Regions from separate parts of the Homo sapiens genome. Here region 1 is linked to region 2. Evidence: chromatin loops called from intact Hi-C (ENCODE). Cell type or tissue: A673. All regions are shown on one strand. Each heading gives the region's core, and the rest is flanking DNA. Links, peaks and the distances in the headings are about the cores only.

What was found. Peaks named below come from ENCODE experiments on the same cell type or tissue, not always from the same donor. Only the 100,000 strongest peaks of a DNase experiment are listed, where the experiment ranks them.
Region 1: it touches region 2 in a loop (2.9-fold over the local background); 5 of 110 quality-filtered maps call a loop at or near these places.

The regions. Positions count from the first base shown.
Region 1 is chr16:87,955,724-87,958,223 of GRCh38, reverse strand. The region is part of intron 1 of BANP (BTG3 associated nuclear protein); the gene reads right to left. Among named protein-coding and RNA genes, the nearest start is that of BANP, 5.5 kb to the right of the region's middle. RefSeq lists enhancers at 1,269-1,328, 747-1,689, 1,759-1,878. In A673, for the core only: a CTCF peak has its summit at 1,229 (motif pointing left); a DNase peak (open chromatin) is centred at 1,203; H3K4me3 peaks cover 341 bases; H3K27ac peaks cover 1,715 bases.
Region 2 is chr16:88,434,916-88,441,575 of GRCh38, reverse strand. It overlaps ZNF469 (zinc finger protein 469), which reads right to left. Exons shown (of 3, transcript NM_001367624.2): 3 at 823-6,660. The coding sequence ends at 2,244. Among named protein-coding and RNA genes, the nearest start is that of ZFPM1, 15 kb to the left of the region's middle. RefSeq lists a silencer at 3,977-4,126. In A673, for the core only: CTCF peaks have their summits at 3,807 and 4,008 (motif pointing right); a DNase peak (open chromatin) is centred at 4,075.

The DNA.
Region 1 (2,500 bases), core at 1-2,500, 480 kb after region 2:
ATGTCAGTTTCTAGGGACTCAGAGTTCAAGAACATGAGGGAACGTGGCACAAACGACCAAGGACCACCACCTAACATGACCTACACCACAAAGAGGAGAGCCAGAAATTGTAAGACAACAGGCCAATTATTGCAAACTGTGTTTGCCCACTGACAGTCACAACTGTTGGCTGGGAAACAGGGCACCCAGCCTTCTAAAAACACTTAGGGTGTGAACTTTCTCAATCTCAGGGACGCATTTCGGCAGAAAACGCAGACTGGCAGCGGCAGCACTCTGCTCAGGGACCCACCGCCAGCTCCCACCGACACAAGAGCTGAGCTCACTTGAGGACACGTAGCGGCAGGGGTTGTCCGCATCCTGGCCACCAGCGCCCACAGAGCTTGCAGCATGCCATGATGACAGCAGGGACCGTGGCCCAATTCCCCCCGCGTCATCTGGTGAAAGGTGAAGGCGTTCTGCCATATTTACGGGAAGCGCATTCACACCGGCAAGGAAATGCCAAGCGCGCACCCAGTTCTCCCTCCCGGCTCCATCCAAACGCGTTTCTACTTTCAGAAAGATTAAGCTTTGCTTCCAGATATTTGATGACTTTTCATCTCAAGGGAAAAGGAAAATCACTACAGGCCACAACGGCCTTCTCTCAGACACAGAAGGTAACTGGTCACTAGCGAAAGGTTTGTCAGCGCAGGGCCCTGCGGCAGGCCTCCGTGAGCTTGCCTCAAAACCGCCCCAGGTCTCCTGACAGGACTCCACACCAGCCCACCCGGTCCACACAGGATCCGGTCTCAACCACGACAGAATGTGGACACAGACGAGCAGAGGGGAGGTGACTGCAGCCAATACACACCCCCGATCCATTCTGCCCAGCCTTCCTCAGGTGTTTCACTGCAGCCTCCTCTCAGCCTTTCACCTCCTCAGCCGCCTCTGCTCCATGTGTCCTTCCACAGCTCCCACGCTGTAAGCTGGCGACCTGTGGGTTCCGAATGGAGCACCGCGCCATCCTCCACCACCACTGACCCCTTCCCCAGAGAGACACCTCCCATGGGAGCAGCGAGTCGTGGAGTCTGCTCCACCGTGAACGCTGACGATCCAGAATGTTTAATCAAATTGGACGGTTCTTGACGAAGTGTAGACGCGAAGGATTGCAGAGTGGTTCTTTCCAACAGGAATCAAGTTCATGTGACTTCACAGTATCTCGGCACACCATCTGCTGGCAGCTTAGGAGTTAACACTTCCTGCACATTTTAACCAAAGACACTCACAGGATTCTGCCACGGAGGCCCCGGGGTGCTCCTCTCTCTGAGACTTACGGCACCCCTGAGAGGGGGCTTCTGGGACAGCACTTCATCCTCTGCACGGGGGTCAGGATGGAGGGTGGCGGAGAGTGTTTCTCTACTTCCTGAGGATGGAGACATCGTCTCTTCCAAAGGGGGGGCCAGAGTGGAGTCTTGTACAACAGACAAAGGGAGTCCCAGGCGAGCCCACCGGGACGTGCAGAGGCGGAAACCTGAGCTTGTCTACGACTACAACCAAAGCAGGCTGAGCTTGCCTATGATTACAACCAAAGCAGGCGGCTCTGCAGGCTGGGAAGGCCACGTACCAATCACTCGCCCCATTCTTCTCCTGCAGGGGCTGAAGGGCCCCAGGTGCAGCTGAGAACAAAACAAGTGTAGCTTTTTCAGAGCAAATTGCAAGTGTGTGATTCCACCCAATACTGTTTTCAACTTCCTGAAACTCCTCCCCACGGCCCCCAGGCCCCCAAAGTTCCGGATGGTTCAGAGCACTTCTGCTGACCAAGTCAGATGATGTCATGCTTTCACCACCGTCACCCGTGTGAAGAGAAAATACAGATGTTTATCTACCTCAGGCACAGGGAGGACCTTCTAAAGCTTTCATCTCATTCTCATTCAAACCCTCAAATTGACTTTCCCCAAGAAGTCTTTCCTTCAAAATGAGGAAATGTTTAGTTTCTCTAGATTGCAGTGGCTAAACTGGTGCTGTGAGTTACAGTCATTTTCAAGTCAGCCTTGCGACTCCATGTCATGTCAATCACTTAATCGTGTAACTGGAGTTTTTGGGATTTGTACAGTATCACTGCAGACGAGGAACCCAAAGGCTAACAATCCTGACGGGGGAGCTGCAAGACCACTGAGGCCCACTGCCCAGCACCTGTGCCTGGAGCCCCCAAACCCCTACTCCCTCACCTCCCTCAAGGTTGTGGGAAGGCCTTCCGTGTGGACCAGGGTGCACACACATCACCTGGCCACCTGCCTGCAGGAAATTCTGAGCCTCCCTGTCTTTCAAGACCTGGACACTTGAGACGCACTGGCCAGGACTGTGGTGAGCATCCCTCAGTTTGGGTGCAGCATTTTCTCATGATGAGACTGCATTTCTGGCAACACTGCCAGAGAAGTGATGTGTCTCACTGGGTCCTTGGTGTCAACGTCTTATGACTGATGGTGTTACCCCGATCACTTGCTTCACACAGTATCTGCTGGGT
Region 2 (6,660 bases), core at 2,972-5,471:
GGGTGAAAGCTGACCAAGTCCATTGGCCAAGAAGATGAGAGGATGCCTTGATGGTCAGTGGCAGGCACTTCCACAGAACATTCCAGAAGACAGTCTCAGGAGAAGCTTGGAAGGGCCATGAGGGAGCAGGCTTTGAGGCAGGGACGTGTGGACACCTTCAGGGACCCGAGTGTGGGAGAGAGGAGGGGACAAGGCGGACAAGGCTGCGTCTCTGGGTAGGTGAGGGGGCCTGGCTCCCCAGCCTGGGAGGGCTGCGTCCTGGCATGTGAAGGCTGGAAAACTCACACCAGACGGGTGCCTGGGGGGAGGCCCGAGGGTGGCAGAGCCCAGTCCCCACGCCTATCCTCCCTCAGCCCAGCCCCATCGCTCCCTGGGTCCCCCGGGCTGCTTCTGATGTGGGGGAGGGGCGCCAGGGCACCTCAGCCTCCCGTCTGTTCCTCCTGGGGGGTGAGGGGGGGCCTCAGTGAGGATGGCCGGGGTGGGCCTGCCCCTTTCTGGAAAACCTGGGCCAGCCCCCACTGCTGAAGGGGTGGTGTGTTCCTCCTGGGGGCGGGGGAGGTCCTCAGTGAGGATGGCCGGGGTGGGCTTGCCCCTTTCTGGAAAACCTGGAACACCCACTGCTGAAGGGGTGTTCTTAGGACACAGCCATGGCTGCATCACTGGGTCCTGCACGAGGTCCCGCAGCCCCGGCTGGGCCCTTGGCCCACGGTGGCCCGAGAGTGGCAGCTGGCGCAGACACCCTGGGAGCCAAGTTCTGAGGCTCAGGGAGGTGCAGACCAGGGATGGGGGCCGGCGGGAGGACAGACGTCACGCAGCTGGAGGTTTTCTGCGAAAATAGTGGGAATATATTTGAAAAGACAAGTCACTATGATGTTTACAGTACAACCTCAGGGCCCCTCCGCACTTGGTTTGCGACACTCCGGAGGCGTTTTGAATGGCCTACAACACCTTCCAGAGAGGCGGTCTGGGCCTGATTTGGTCTCTTTCAAATATCAAAATAAAAACTTTTGACGTACACATTGCACCCAAGTAAAAACTAAACAATAGAGCAAAACAAACCATGGATCTTCAAGATACTTATGGAGAGAAGGGTGAGAAGGAAGCCCTCTCACCCTTTGACCCACCTTCACAGGCACGACGCTGTGAGAGGACACGTGCGTCCCAGGCCTGGGTTGGGTCGGTGCATGAGGGTGCCCTGGCCAGGGCAGCGGCTCTGCAGCCCCAGCCCTGAGCATCCCCGTCTGGCAGCACAGACCTCAGGCTTGCAGCCCGGCAGGGGAGGCAGGGAGAGCGCCGCCATGCAGGTGCCCGTGCCCTCGACAAGCCATGGTGGGGCCTCCCTGACCCCGTCTGTCCCACCCAATACCCCCATTAAAAAAAAAAATCAAGGAAGCCTGTATTCACATTACAACACAAAAATAGCACCAGAAACTTCAGAGTAACATTGCAAATAGGCGGAGCCCAGAGCTCCGTACAGCAGGGAGGCTCTAGAGGGCGGCCATGGAGGCTGGGAGGGAACGAGGAGGGCCCGCGGGAGCTGGCACAGGGGCGGTTTCTTCCCAGTTCCATACGGGAACCCGGTTCCTGGGGTCAAGGTGTGCTAGAGATGGGCTTTTCTCCCGCAGAGCAAATGGAGGCTGGCATGACCCTGTGGTCAGAGGGAGGAGGCATGACCCTGTGGTCAGAGGGAGGAGGCCTGTTGTGCTCTTGGGGGACCAGGCGGCTCAGAAGCAACCCTTCTAAGTAGTGAGCACTGCCTTCCCCCACGTGGTTTCTAAGGTCACTTTGGAATTCCAGCAACAGCAGCAAGACTAAGAGGGAACCTACCACCATCCCACGGCTGCCTCAACTTACTTCCCTTCTCCATGTGGGGGAACGGGAGGTTGTGCAAATCTCCAAACATTGGCTTCTGTGGTGTCGGTGCCCACAGGGCGCAGGGGTGTGGGCTGAGGGGATGGGCTGCTGTCTCTTCAAGTACTTGGTACCAAGAAAACAGCTGTGTGGTCTCAAAAGGGCTGCAGTGGCCCCGTCTTTCACCCCCAGCCTTCCAGCAAGAAAGGGAATGCTGCCCACCTGGGCCCTGTTCAAAGCATCACCACCTCAGCTCTGACATCAAGGCCTGAGCAGTTGCACAAGAAGTCAAGTGGCCACAGAGTGGACCATCTCAGGGAGCCGGAGCTGGCCAAGGAGGCAGGCCGAGACAGGAACGCCCAGCTCCGGTCCCAGGCTCTTGCTCCTAGAAATTACTCGGAAGCATCTTTCTTTAAAGGGATTTTGAAGCCAGTTAGTCTCTGCCCGAAGAGCTGGCTGAGGAGGTCACTCTGGGCCTCGGCCGTCCGGTGGGTGTGTGGCTCGGCAGGTTCAGCACCGTGGACAGCTGTGCCCCTCTTGGGGGGCCTGAGCAGGGGTCTCCCCTGGGGGAAGGCCTTGCCCAGTCTGTCCTTCCTCTGTGTGTGGCCCGGCTCTGCCTTCCGCTGCTCTGATGGTGGCGGCCTGGGTTTGTTCTGGCTGTTGGGCTTGGGCTTGGTCGGGAGCACGCGGCTGGGAGTTGCCTGCTTCCGAGGGGTCCGGGGGGGCTTGTCAGGGGCTGAGGGGGCTCTCCCGAAGCTCCCCACACTTTCACTCCTGGCTGGCCCTGGGACCTGGCCCTTTTTCCTCTTCGTACTGCTCTCTCCCTTCTCCTTGGGACCTAGGCTCCCGTGGGGCCCCTGCTCACCAGCTTCCCTTGGCCCCTTGGTGCAGCTCTTGGCTTGGGCTCGAGCGGGGAGCCTCTCTGGTGCAGGGCTCCGGCTGGGGAAGCTGGGCTTGGCTGGGGTGGTGGCTGTCTCGCTCTGGAGCTGCCCGCTGGCTGGCTGGGGCTGGCTGCCACCTCCTGTCTTGGTGCCGGGGCGAGGGCTTCCACTGCCCTGGGAGCTGGGGCCGGGTTTGGCTTTGGGGGTGGCGGGCTTCATCCCATTCTCTGTGCCACGGGCCAGCTCCCCGGGTGCCAGGCTCCCCACCGCCTTCCTTGGGTGCACTGGGAACTTGAGTGCTTTGCTGGGGGTGGATGCTGCCGACCTGTCCTTTGATGAGCTCTGGCAGCCCGCAGGCTTGGTGGCGCTGCCCTTGTGGAAGGCGCCTCGGGGCCCCCCCTCAGACACCATGTGGCTTGAGGACACCTCCTTCTCTTTCTGAAGTAGGTGGTCTTCCTGGAAATGGTCAGGGGCACACCTGCCACGGGCACCCGGGGCCCTGCGTTTCCCTGAGAACACGAGAGGAGCCCTCTTTCCCTCCGCATCTTGGCCTCTGGCTCCCGGCCGCGGCAGAGATGCCCCCAGAGGGAGAGCTTGCTGGAGAAGAGGCCCGGGGCTGCCTGGGGAAGCCTCGTTCTCTGGCCTCTCCAGGGCTCCGTCCAGCGCGCAGTCTCCTCTGCCATCAGCCAAGGCAGCTGGGAAGGGAGACAGAGACGGCGGGGGACACTCCTGGTGGTTGGATGGCAGCTCACAACCTCTGATCGGGTGGGTCACGGGGTCTACAGGCCTCTCTAGGGTCTCGGGCCATCCCTTGGTGGTGCTGGGAGCCACCTCCGAACACAGGTGGAGCAGGGCCGGGAGAGAGCCCTCACTCAGGATGGGGCTGCTTCCCCGGGGAGGAGGCCTGTCCTCGCCGGGCCCAGGGGCACTGCCGGGCATGGCCACCCTGCGCCGTTTGCTGGGCAGTGTGCCCTCGAGGGCCCGGGCCTTCTGTCCCGGCGCTCCCGGCCTCCGCACGCCGCGGAACGCGAAGGGCTGCCGCCCCCCCCTGAGGTGCTTGTTCATGTGGCGGTCGAACTGCTCCTTCTTGGCGAAGGTGTAGTTGCAGGAGCTGCAGGCGAAGGACTTCTTGATGATGCGCATAACCGTGGCGCAGAGCTCGCAGGCATACAGCGGCGTGTGCTGCAGCTCCGGCCGCTCCAGCAGCCCGTGCGCCCCGCCCAGGTGTGCCAGCAGCTCCCCGTGCTCGGGGTAGACCCGGGGGCACCGGGGGCACAGGTAGACGCGCTGCGGGCTGTGCACCGCCAGGTGGCGCTGCAGCTTGAAGGGCTTGGGGAAGCGCTTCCCGCAGTGGTGGCAGTCGCGGGAGGGGTCCTTGCAGGCCTCGTGCACCGGGGTGGCTTGCAGGAGGGGCTCCCCGCCGGCCCAGGGGTCGGGGGACGGGCTGGGGGTCGTCCTGGGGGGGCCCGGGCTGCCGGCGTCAGCCAGGGCGGTGGCAGAGGCGCTGTCTGGGGTCGCGGCCCCGTCTGGGTTGCTGGGGGTGCTGCGTGCCCGGGGTTTCGCCCTCTCGCCCGGGCTGTCTTTCTTGGCTTCTCCCTCTTGCCCCCACGGGTCTCCCGGGCTCCCGGCGGCCTTGCCGGCGGAGCGCTTGCCCCTGTGGTGTTTGGGCGCGGGTTCCGTGATGCTGTTCAGAAGGTGGGCGACAGCGCTGCTGCCCTCCAGGCCTCCGGGCAGGTCCCCCAAGGACCTCCGCGCCTGCCCCCTGCGGGCGAAGCGGACCGCGTGCTCACGCAGGTGCTCGTTGTACATCCAGACGTCGGCCACCTCCTTCAGGCACATGCCGCACGCCCAGGGCCCGGCCTTGCTCTGCGCGTGCCTCTCCTGCAGGTGCCCCCGCAGCAGCTCCCGCGAGCCAAACCTGCGCTCCACGCACATGTAGCAGGTGGGCGGCGGCGCGGGCGTGTGGGCCAGCTTGTGCAGGTCCAGCTCGCCCAGGCTGCGGAAGCGCTGGAAGCACACTTTGCACTTGTAGGAGGCCCGCCTGCCCTTGGCCGGCCGGCCTCTGCCTTGGGCCCTCCCTGCCCCTGCAGCCTCCTCTGTCCTTCGGCTCTGTGGCCCCTGTGAGCTCGCCGTGCCCTCGAAGTCTAAGAAGCTGGGGCCGGGGAGACCCACGGGGTCTTCAAAGGGTCCCAGAAAGCACAGGTCTTGCATCTCAAACTTGGTGCTGAGCACCTCAAAGTCCGTGGCACGGAGCGGCAGCAGGTGGGTGTTCCCGGGAAGCCCACCGTCACAGCGTTCTCTCTCCAGGCTGGGGGGCTCGGGGCTCACATCTCCGAGAGAAGAGGAGGAGTCATCGGCAGGGGCCGGCATCTCCAGGCCTCGCCAAGCCGCTGGGACCATGTGCAGCTCAGGAATGGCCTCCGGCCGATCGTCCTCGGGGCAGTGGGAGGGCAGCTTCTCTGCACCAGCTTCCCTGCTGGGCTCCAGGGCCCACAGGCTGAGGCCGGGGGCCCAGGGGTCAATGCCAGGCACCCTGCTATTGAGGAACCCATCCAGGAGGAAGGACTCGGGCAGACCTGCGGGATCCTCGTCCTCCCACGGGTCCTCATGGCAGAGGCAGAGGGAGCTGGAGTCGCTGAGGTCCGTGGGCAGGCGGGCTGGGCCCAGCGTGGGGTCACCGCCCTCCTCAAAGCTGGGCTGGGTTGGCAGCGGGAGCACCGGCTTCTCACAGCGCTTCCCGTAGACATGCGGGTTCCTCTTTCTAGTCAAGCGACCGCCTGGAGGGAAGAGCTGGGAGAAAGAGACCTCATCATCAAACAAGCTTGGAGGATCCTTGGCACTGGAGCCAGAGGCATCAGGAGTGGGGCCTTCAGGCCCCTGGACTCCACCCTGGGTGTCTGGGTTGTCCGGGAGGCCCTGGAGGCAGCTGCTGGTGGTGCTGTCCGCCGGAGAGCTGGAAGTCTCGGGAAAACCCAGGGGGCCCAAGGGGGGCGTGTTCTCCTCCCAGACACCTTCCTCTGATCGGCTGTGGGCCCTGCTGCTGTCCTCCGCAGGCTCGCTCCCAGACTCTTTGCACACACCCAACGCCTTGGTCTCTCTTGGTCCCCAGAACCCCCTTGCCGAGGCTCCCTTCTGCCCAGTTGGCTGTTCCCCCAGAGCTGCACCATCCATCCTCCCTGGACACAGCATCCGATCTCCAGGTGGCTTCTGGGCCCCAGTCTCCCCTGCACACAGAGCCTCCTGGTCAGTCTCCGCTGCACCCTCCATCACCCCAGGTCCCAGAGTGGCCAAGCGAGGCGGCTGCTCCCCGTCAGCCTCAGGCCCTCCTTCCACAGAGAGGCAGTGGCTCGGAGAGGCTGCGTAACTGGCCATTGCAGGGGATGGTCTGGAGCCGCGCCCATCTGAAATCACATCAGCAGAGACTGGAAGAATGCTCTCCTCCCGGAGCCTTCTCCCTCTCAGCTTTCCCCTTTTCTTATTTGACTTCCCCTCTGAGTGGCTAGGAGAGTCCACGGTGGGCTCTCGGCGCCACCTCCGGCCTTCTCTTTTTTCTGCCTGTTTGGGATGCAGCTCATCTTCCCTGGCCTGGTCTGGTCTGGGCTTGGAGGCCGGAGTCTTCACATCTACCTCATGCTCAGTAGGGCTTGGAGGGTGCAGCTGCTGGCTGTGTGGGGACCCCGGTGCTCTGAGAACCTCCTTTGAGCCCTGGGCAGGCGGTGGCTGGGTGACGTGGCTGGGGTCTCCCCGTGAGTGATTTGGTCTCTCCTTCCCAGACACCCTGTGGCTTTTCTTCCTGGGCGGCTGGCACTTTTGGGCTAGGGGCTCTAGAGGCTGCTGAGCAGGCAAGGCCGCTGGGCTCGGCTCCGCGGGGGCTCCCGGGTGTGGCCGGTGCTTCCTGGCCTTGTGCCGGCTCAGGCCCGGCCCGGAG